Regions from separate parts of the Homo sapiens genome. Here region 2 is linked to region 1. Evidence: read pairs that join two places in POLR2A ChIA-PET (ENCODE). Cell type or tissue: PC-9. All regions are shown on one strand.

Region 1 (4,000 bases):
ATGTTATACATACTGATTCTTGTCTTCGGCAGTTGTTAGTCGGGAGCTCATTTTCTGCTTTCTCCTGACTTGTCTCAAGCCTGTTGATTCCTGTGCCTCAGGACCCTCATTAGGAGATGGCACTGAAATGGTTCTCAGTTGCACTTATCCCTTCGCTTACTTGGGAGAAACCCAGTAGGCTAAACTAAGTTGTTTTTAATCAGGGTTGTTCTCTTGGTAGGTAGTAGGTGATAGAGATTAACCTTTACCCAGGAAGGTGAAGGCAGACCAGTCTAAACTGTAGGGCATTGGTTTCTGCTGAGGGATCCCTCTTGAGTGAGTAGGGGAGTTAGTGATAGGCTGAGGCAGTGAATCTCCAAGGAAGGAGCTCAGTTCAGGGGCTGTAGAGGTGTAAGGCCGGAGTACAGCCCAGCTAAGGCAGCTCCTGTGTTTCTGGCCCCATGTCTCTTGAGGGAGGCTGGGACTGAGCCAGTACCTCTACCTTGTCCCCAAAACAGCTCCTCTCATTTGTTGCTCTTAGGAAACCTGTGTGAGTACATTGGGAAAGTGTTTTCATAGTGGCCAATAAGACGTTTTCCCAGGCCCAATAGACATTTGTGAATCATTAAGGATCTGTCCAGATACCTCTATGAATCTTCACACTTTTTTTTTTTTTTTTTTGAGATGGAGTCTTGCCCTTGCCGCCCAGGCTGGAATGCAATGGCATGATCTCGGCTCACTGCAACCTCTGCCTCCTGGGTTCAAGCAATTGTCCTTCCTCAGCCTCCCAAGTAGCTGGGACTACAGGCGCACACCAACACACCTGGCTAATTTTTTCATTTTTAGTAGAGACGGGGTTTCACCATGTTGGCCAGGCTGGTCACAAACTACTGACCTCAGGTGATCCACCCGCCTCGGCCTCTCAAAGTGCTGGGATTACAGGCGTGAGCCACCATGCCCTGCCCATCTTCACACTTTTGAATAACACTACAGGAGAGTGTTATCATTATAATATATAATATCAATATAATACCAATATATCAATATAATATCAATTATAAGTTACCATATAATTGAAAATATTTAGCAGTCCCTTCAAGCCACTGATGAATGTATAAAAGAGTAATTTAAAAGCTACTTAATTTCTCCCGAATCACATTTCAGTTTAGTGACCCAGATTTCCTGTTTATATGCTTATACTGTAAATTATTATATTTGTGTCTCTAAACGTTTGAAATTTTGTCTTACTTGCTGAGAAATTTTTTTTTTTTTTTTTTTTTTTTTTGAGACAGTCTTGCTCTTTTGCCCAGGCTGGAGGGTAGTGGTATGATCTTGGCTCATTGCAACGTCTGCCTCCTGGGCTCAAGTGATTCCTGTGCCTCAGGCTCCTGAGTAGCTGGGACTACAGTTTTGTGCAACCATGCCCAGCTAATTTTTGTATTTTTTAGTAGAGACGGGGTTTTGCCTTGTTGGCCAGGCTGGTCTTGAACTCTTGGCCTCAAGTAATCTGCCTGCCTTGGCCTCCCAAAGTGCTGGGATTACAGGCATGAGCCAGCGTGCTGGCCTTGCTGAGAAATGTTTGAGTGGACTGAGGCATTTGCCAAGAAGTTTCACAGATACTTTATTTGGAGTGTGGGACAAACTGGTTAATACTTAAGATTCAACCCACTACTGGTTTAATAGTCTACTTTTTAATTTATTCAAAAGATCTCTTATTTTTTTCTGGTTAAAGACCACTTTCCTAGGCACCATGACTTTGTGGCTGTCAGTGGCAACTGACTTTCTCTTTATGACCATCTTTCTCATACACAGCACATAAAGTTGCTGTGAGTTGAGGATGTTGCACATTTGACTTTACCTAATTGACCCTTTTGTGTTAGGTTTGTAGGATGTGTCATTTTGGGGCCTCAGGAAAGTAAATGACTAGCTTCTGCTTGCCTTCACCTTTTGGCTTCACTCTGGAATAGTTGAAATGAGGACTGTTAAATTTGTGAATGTCAACATCTCCAGCGTATATTATTAAGAGGAACAATTTAGATAATACGTGAACATATTTTCTCTTGTGGAAAACATTAGGATTGTGTAAAGGATTCTTGATTAAGGTGTATGGTACAGCCTGCTTAGTCAACAGAAGAATGAGGAGGCCACCTCTCACTGCACAACAAGTAAAGCTGTGGGCTATAGTTCCTTGCATAGTTGGAACTTTGCTCAGGAATTCTATCTTTAAAAGATCTTCAGTAGATAACCAACTTGAGGATAATGATTCACCTTCTTCATTTCCTGCATTCTTTCTGATTTCTTCACTTCCTTAGATTAGTGATTCTCAAACTGTAGCATGCCATCAGTATCACCTGCAGGGTTTGTTAAGGTACAGATTGCTGGGCCCTAGTCGTGTTCCTTTTTCAGTAGATCTAGGTTTGGGCCCCCAATTTTTCATTTCTAACAGGTTTCCAAAAAGTTCTGATGCTGCTGGTTTGTGGACCACACTTTGAGAACCCTGTCCCAGATGTTGAATATCCCAGTCTCCCAGAACCATTTTCTTTGGTGCTGAATAAGGCAGGTGACTCAGGACATGTGAACAGAGAAACCAGGCAGAGTAGAATGAAAGGGAGGTTGTGGGGAAAGTGGGTCTAAAAGCTAAGGAAACATTGAGGCCTGGTGCCATGGCTCATGCCTGTAATCCCAGAACTTTGGGAGGCTGAGGCAGGTGGATCACTTGAGATCAGGAGTTTGAGACCAGTCTGACTAACATGGTGAAACCCTATCTCTACTAAAATACAAAATTAGCCAGGCGTGGTGACGTGCCTATGATCTCAGCTACTTGGGAGGCTGAGGCAGGAGAATCACTTGAACCCAGGAGGTGGAAGTCGCAGGGTTGCACCGAGCCGAGATCGTGCCATTGCACTCCAGCCTGGGCAAGAAGAGTGAAACTCCATCTCAAAAATAAAATAAAATAAATAAAAGCTAAGGAAAGATTGAAAGGACATCCTGAATGTTAGAGACTTAGGACAGTTAAGCCTGGAAGTCCTGCTCATGATGCTTTGGTATCTGTGTATTGGTGAATGATCAACAGTCTGTCTGTTATGGATTAAGCATATCAAGTTCAAAGCATTATTGGTACACTACACAGAAAGTGTACTTTTTTCATTTTTTTCTTTGTTTTACATTAGTTGGCTTCCTGAGGCTCAGGTAGTCCAAAGAGCCCTGAATTCTGCGGCTAACAACGTGTATCAGTATGGACGAGAATGGATAACTCACAAGGTAAGGGAAGAAACTTTCTTTGTGGCTTTCTCTTTTCAGGGTCTTTACTGGTGGTTGCTTGTTGCTTTGATAAAACATAAGTAGAAATGCTATTCACAGCAGTAAATAGGCTTAAATAAACAGGTAAGCAACATACAATGAAATCTTTTGAAAGATCACATTGAATAGGGGTAGTACCCTGAACAATCTGAGAGGTTGGTCATGTACTTTTTCAAGATAGATGTGATTCATTACTTGTGAGTTAGGACAGAATGATCACTTGGTTTGGGTAGTCAAATAAGGCTTTGTAGAGAAAAAGGTATTAATGCATATTAAATCTTATTGTCTGCTGATAACTGTCTTTGGCAGTTTCCAGTTATTTTCATTTAATATTTGTTTTTTTTTCTTTTACTGTTTCTAAGAAGCCTGCAGTATGAATTATTTTGCCTGCTTTGCAGATGAGGAAACAAGACTCAGCAAGGCTGAGTCAGTTCCCAGTGGTCGTGTAGTAAATTGCAGAGCTTGGTTTGAAACTGAAGCTTAACTTCAAATCCTTTGTTTCTACTGTAGCATGCTCGCAGTGTGTGCCCAGAACTGGATTAAGTGCTTTTGATGTGGCACTTGAGATAAACCTTGAAGGAATGGCAGATCAAGGAAGAGTGGATTTTAAGAAGGGTATTTGTGTGAGCCAAGATGCAGAGACAGGAGTGTGCTTGAAGAGATGATTGAGATGCTGAGACAGGAGTGTGCTTGAGGAAATGATCTTGACTGAAGTGGAGGG
Region 2 (4,000 bases), 67 kb after region 1:
ATCCTTTGATGTTTGCTGGTCTGACTGCTTTGCTATCATTTAGATCTCAGCTTAAATATCGCTTTGTCTTAGAAGGAAGACCAGTCAATTTCAGGTAGCTACACAGATACTTTATATCACACTATCCTAACATTTTGTACATAACAGTTATATTAAAGTTTATTTTTTGTTTACCTATTTATGTGATTATTAGTTCTCCCCCACTCCTTCACTAGAATGTAAGCCCCATGGGAACGTGGGCTTTTCTTTCTTGTTGATTGTTATTTCAGGTTTGCCTAGAATTTTATTTGGGATATGATAGTGTGCAACAAATATATTTTGTGTAACTGAATTATTGCTATTCTACCATACTGTAAACCTAATGGTGGTGGGATTGTCTTAGTCTCATTCACTGATACATCCTTAGGAACTGGCATATAGTAGATATTCAAAATTTGATGAAAAGCAATATTGTAGTTGAGGAAATTTAGATATTAAATTTCCCTAGACCACTTAGCAAGTAATCGCCGAGCCAAGACTTAAACCTAGGTCTATTAATTCTAAAATATTAATACCTAAACATACATATAAAGTGCTTGGCACATAGTAGTTGTACAAAGAGTAGAAGTGATTCTCTTCCCCTTCTTGTAATTCTCTTCCCCTTCTTTTAATACTAGTACATGTACATTGAGCAATAGTTGGGAATCTATGTTTTTCATACAACATTTCTTTAATAAATATTCTTAGATGTCAGCATAGTTCATGTACTAGTTCCCTAAGATATTTTGAAGAATTATGTTTGTTTCAGTGAGCTGAAGTTGTCACCTTTTGTATTTTATTTCAGGGCCTGGGATCAAGTGTTAAAACTCTCGGTATTTCGTTTATTTTGAGTCGGATGCAACAAAACTTAGCAAAATGTGAAATATAGATTACAATGCTCATTCTAAAGTATCTAGTTAATTTGGTAAACATGTATGGCACAAGTACTATTTTGTACAGCCTGTGCTCCATGGTAGGCAACGGAGTGGAATGGAGAGGAAGAAGAGCTGTTTCTACTCTCATAGCATCTGAAGTCGTAGTAGAGGAAACTAGACCTGAAGTACTTTGGCTTTCTGAATGTAATGATCTATCCGCTTCTACTTTTCTCCTTAAGATTTGTTGAAAGATCTGGAGGGCCTCTGGAACTGTATGCCCCAGATAAACTGCATGCCCCAGATAACTGCCCTCAGGTGAACTTGGAGTTGTAATTAATGGAAACATTGTCTTAAGGAATGATGCAGGATACTTTGCTGGTTGTCTCTGTTGAAGCATCTCTAACTATTGATTTAGTCTATTGAGCTATACAGTATGCCAGGCTTCATTTTCTTTGACTTTGTGATACAGCTTAAAAAAGAAAAGGTATTGAGATAAAAGTTGCTTTTATCTTTTATTTTTAGATCACCACGCTTATTAATCATAAAGATAATACCAAAAAGTCTGATAAAACTCTGCAAGCAATTCAGCGTGTAGGACAAGCTGTCAACTTGGCAGTTGGAAGATTTGTTAAAGTAGGAGAAGCTATAGCCAATGAAAACTGGGATTTGAAAGAAGAAATAAATATTGCTTGTATTGAAGCTAAACAAGCAGGTAGGTGGATATTGATTTTGAAGACTATTCATACCACTTTTATTGCTTTGGTTATGATGAAAAATTATTGATTTATTTGGAATAAAGATATACAGCTCTTTGATTATGTCTGCCTCAGACATTAAAGGCCTGGATTAGCTTCCGCGAATACTGCACTTGGCTTGGATCAAGTCCTAAATCTGAAACATAGGACTCCTTCACTGGTCAGAGTTAGTGATCGGCCATCCTCATCAGCCATTGAGATGTGAGAGAGATAGAGAAGTGGGAGCTGTGGCCTCTATTCTCTAAGAACATATTAGTCTACTTTCCATGACATAGGAAATGGAAATAAGCATTAGTATCCATTAGTATTCTACAGCAAACAAATCATAGTGACTTCAAACTTCATGATGGTTCACAGTTCTCTATAGATGGTAGCACAGAAGCCTTTGAGAACCTAGAGTGTTTTGAGGACTGCAGCTTTGTTGAAGTATCATTTATCCATTAATTTTTTCAATAAATATTCACTGAATGCTGGTGATATACCAGGCATTCTTTTAGGCCATAGGGAGATAGGCATGGACAAATCAGTCCAAAATCTGCCATCTTGGGCCTTGCATTCTGCTGAGGGAGACAGATCATAAATGAATATATATGTAATGTCAGGTGGTGATCGTTACCATGTAAAAAAAAAAAAAAGCAAGGTAAGAGTTAGGAGAACAATGAAGGTGCTGTTTTAGAGAGGGCAGGGTTTTTTAACTTTGGTGCTACTGACATCTTGGGTTGGATACTTCTCTGTTGTGGGAGGTTGACCTGTACATTGTAGGATGTTTATCAGCATCACTAGCTTCTACCTACTAGATGCTGGAAGGTCCCCTCTCCTTCCATGGGACAACCAGAAATAGCTCTAGACATTGCCAAATGTCCCGTGAGGGGTAAAAATGGCCCCCAGTTGAGAACTCCTGGGATAGGGAATTAGGAAGACCTGCTAAGGAAGGAACATTACAGCAGAGACTGCAATGGAATGAAGGCCTGAGCTATGTGGATACTTGGGGGAATTTTGGACTATGTTCTAAGTGGAATGAGGGATTAGTGGGAGATTTTGTGCTGGGCAGTGACATGTTCTCATTTGTATTTTTAAAAGGGTAACTGGTGGCTCCTGTATAGAAAATACATTTTAGGGGGTGTGAGGATGAATTCAGAGAAACCAGTTAGGAGGTTGTCACAGTGGTCCAGGTGATAGATGATGGTGACTTAGACTAGACCATAGCATTTGAGGTGGTGAAAGGTGGCTTTGTTTCAATATATTGCCAGGGTGGAGCTGATAGGATTGGCTGATGGTTTGGATGTGATAGAAGAGCCAGGGATAACTCCAAGATTTGGGATATGAACAGCTAGGCAAATGGTGGTGCCATCTACTGAGATGAGGAACTCTGAGGGAGGAGCAGGTCATCAGCAGGAGGAGAGTGATTGCGATAAAACCAAGTAAATGTAGAGGGGTGGACAAGATCATACACGGTCCTGTATGTTATGTGGATGATTTCAACTATTATTCCATACTAGGAGTCATTGAGAAATTTTGAGCCAGATGAAAGACATATTGTTTTGTGTTATTTTGTTTTGTTTTGTTTTTTCAAAACAAGAACATTTCACAGATCTTTTATGTTAGATAGAAGTCTTTCTGATGGTGTGGAGGAAGTGAACGAATGAGGACAGCCTGAGAGAAGGTTGAGACTGAAGGCAGGGAGATTAATAGGGAAGCTTTTGTGGTAAAACCAGCTAGGCCAAGTCAGTGTAATAGGGCTGTAAAGAGCAGGAAGAGTGCACAAAATACTCATTAAGGTGGTTGAATAGGTAAAAGTAGATTGTTAACTAAAGGAAAGGGAAGACCCTGGGTTGACTTTTGGATTTCTAGCCATTCACTGGGACAGAGAATAGGTTTTATGTGGGAAGCAGGGGGGGATATCCTTATTCTATTCATAATTTATATTTTTCCTACTTTAGAAAAGGATGTGAAAGCACTTACAATAAAAGACATGTTCAATAAACTTATTAAAATAGGATGTGAAAATAAATAAACCAGAAACTTTGGCAAACATTATTATTTTAATTAAGCATGAAATTTATCTTTGTACTTCCTGGAAGGCAAGACAAAATGTGGGAAACAAAGGGTTATATAATCTCATTGTTTGTTGAAAGGAAGCAAACCAGCTTGTAAGAGGAGAGACTTTTTTTCCTGACACTAAATTATTGTGTGGGTGCTTATGAAACAGACATTACATAATGGACAATTCAACAGAAAATGTAGAGATGGTCTTCATATTACTGTTTCATTTTGCAAGAAAGCTTTGTGGTTAAAAAAAAAAAGAAATAAAAAAATGACTGTTTCTTCTAACAACCGTTGATTAAAGCAGGA

The links. ChIA-PET counts read pairs that join two places held together with the same protein. Peaks named below come from ENCODE experiments on the same cell type or tissue, not always from the same donor. Only the 100,000 strongest peaks of a DNase experiment are listed, where the experiment ranks them.
Region 2: POLR2A ChIA-PET joins it to region 1 with 5 read pairs; 2 of 35 experiments call an interaction of 5 or more read pairs at or near these places.

What each region holds. Positions count from the first base shown.
Region 1 is chr9:109,063,717-109,067,716 of GRCh38, reverse strand. TMEM245 (transmembrane protein 245) reads left to right here. Exons shown (of 18, transcript NM_032012.4): 10 at 3,150-3,240. Among named protein-coding and RNA genes, the nearest start is that of MIR32, 19 kb to the right of the region's middle. In PC-9, no CTCF peak of the experiment used is centred here; a DNase peak (open chromatin) is centred at 2,196; H3K27ac peaks cover 4,000 bases.
Region 2 is chr9:108,996,672-109,000,671 of GRCh38, reverse strand. It overlaps CTNNAL1 (catenin alpha like 1), which reads left to right. Exons shown (of 19, transcript NM_003798.4): 2 at 1,416-1,605. The region is part of intron 3 of LOC105376216 (a long non-coding RNA gene); the gene reads right to left. Among named protein-coding and RNA genes, the nearest start is that of CTNNAL1, 15 kb to the left of the region's middle. In PC-9, no CTCF peak of the experiment used is centred here; no DNase peak of the experiment used is centred here.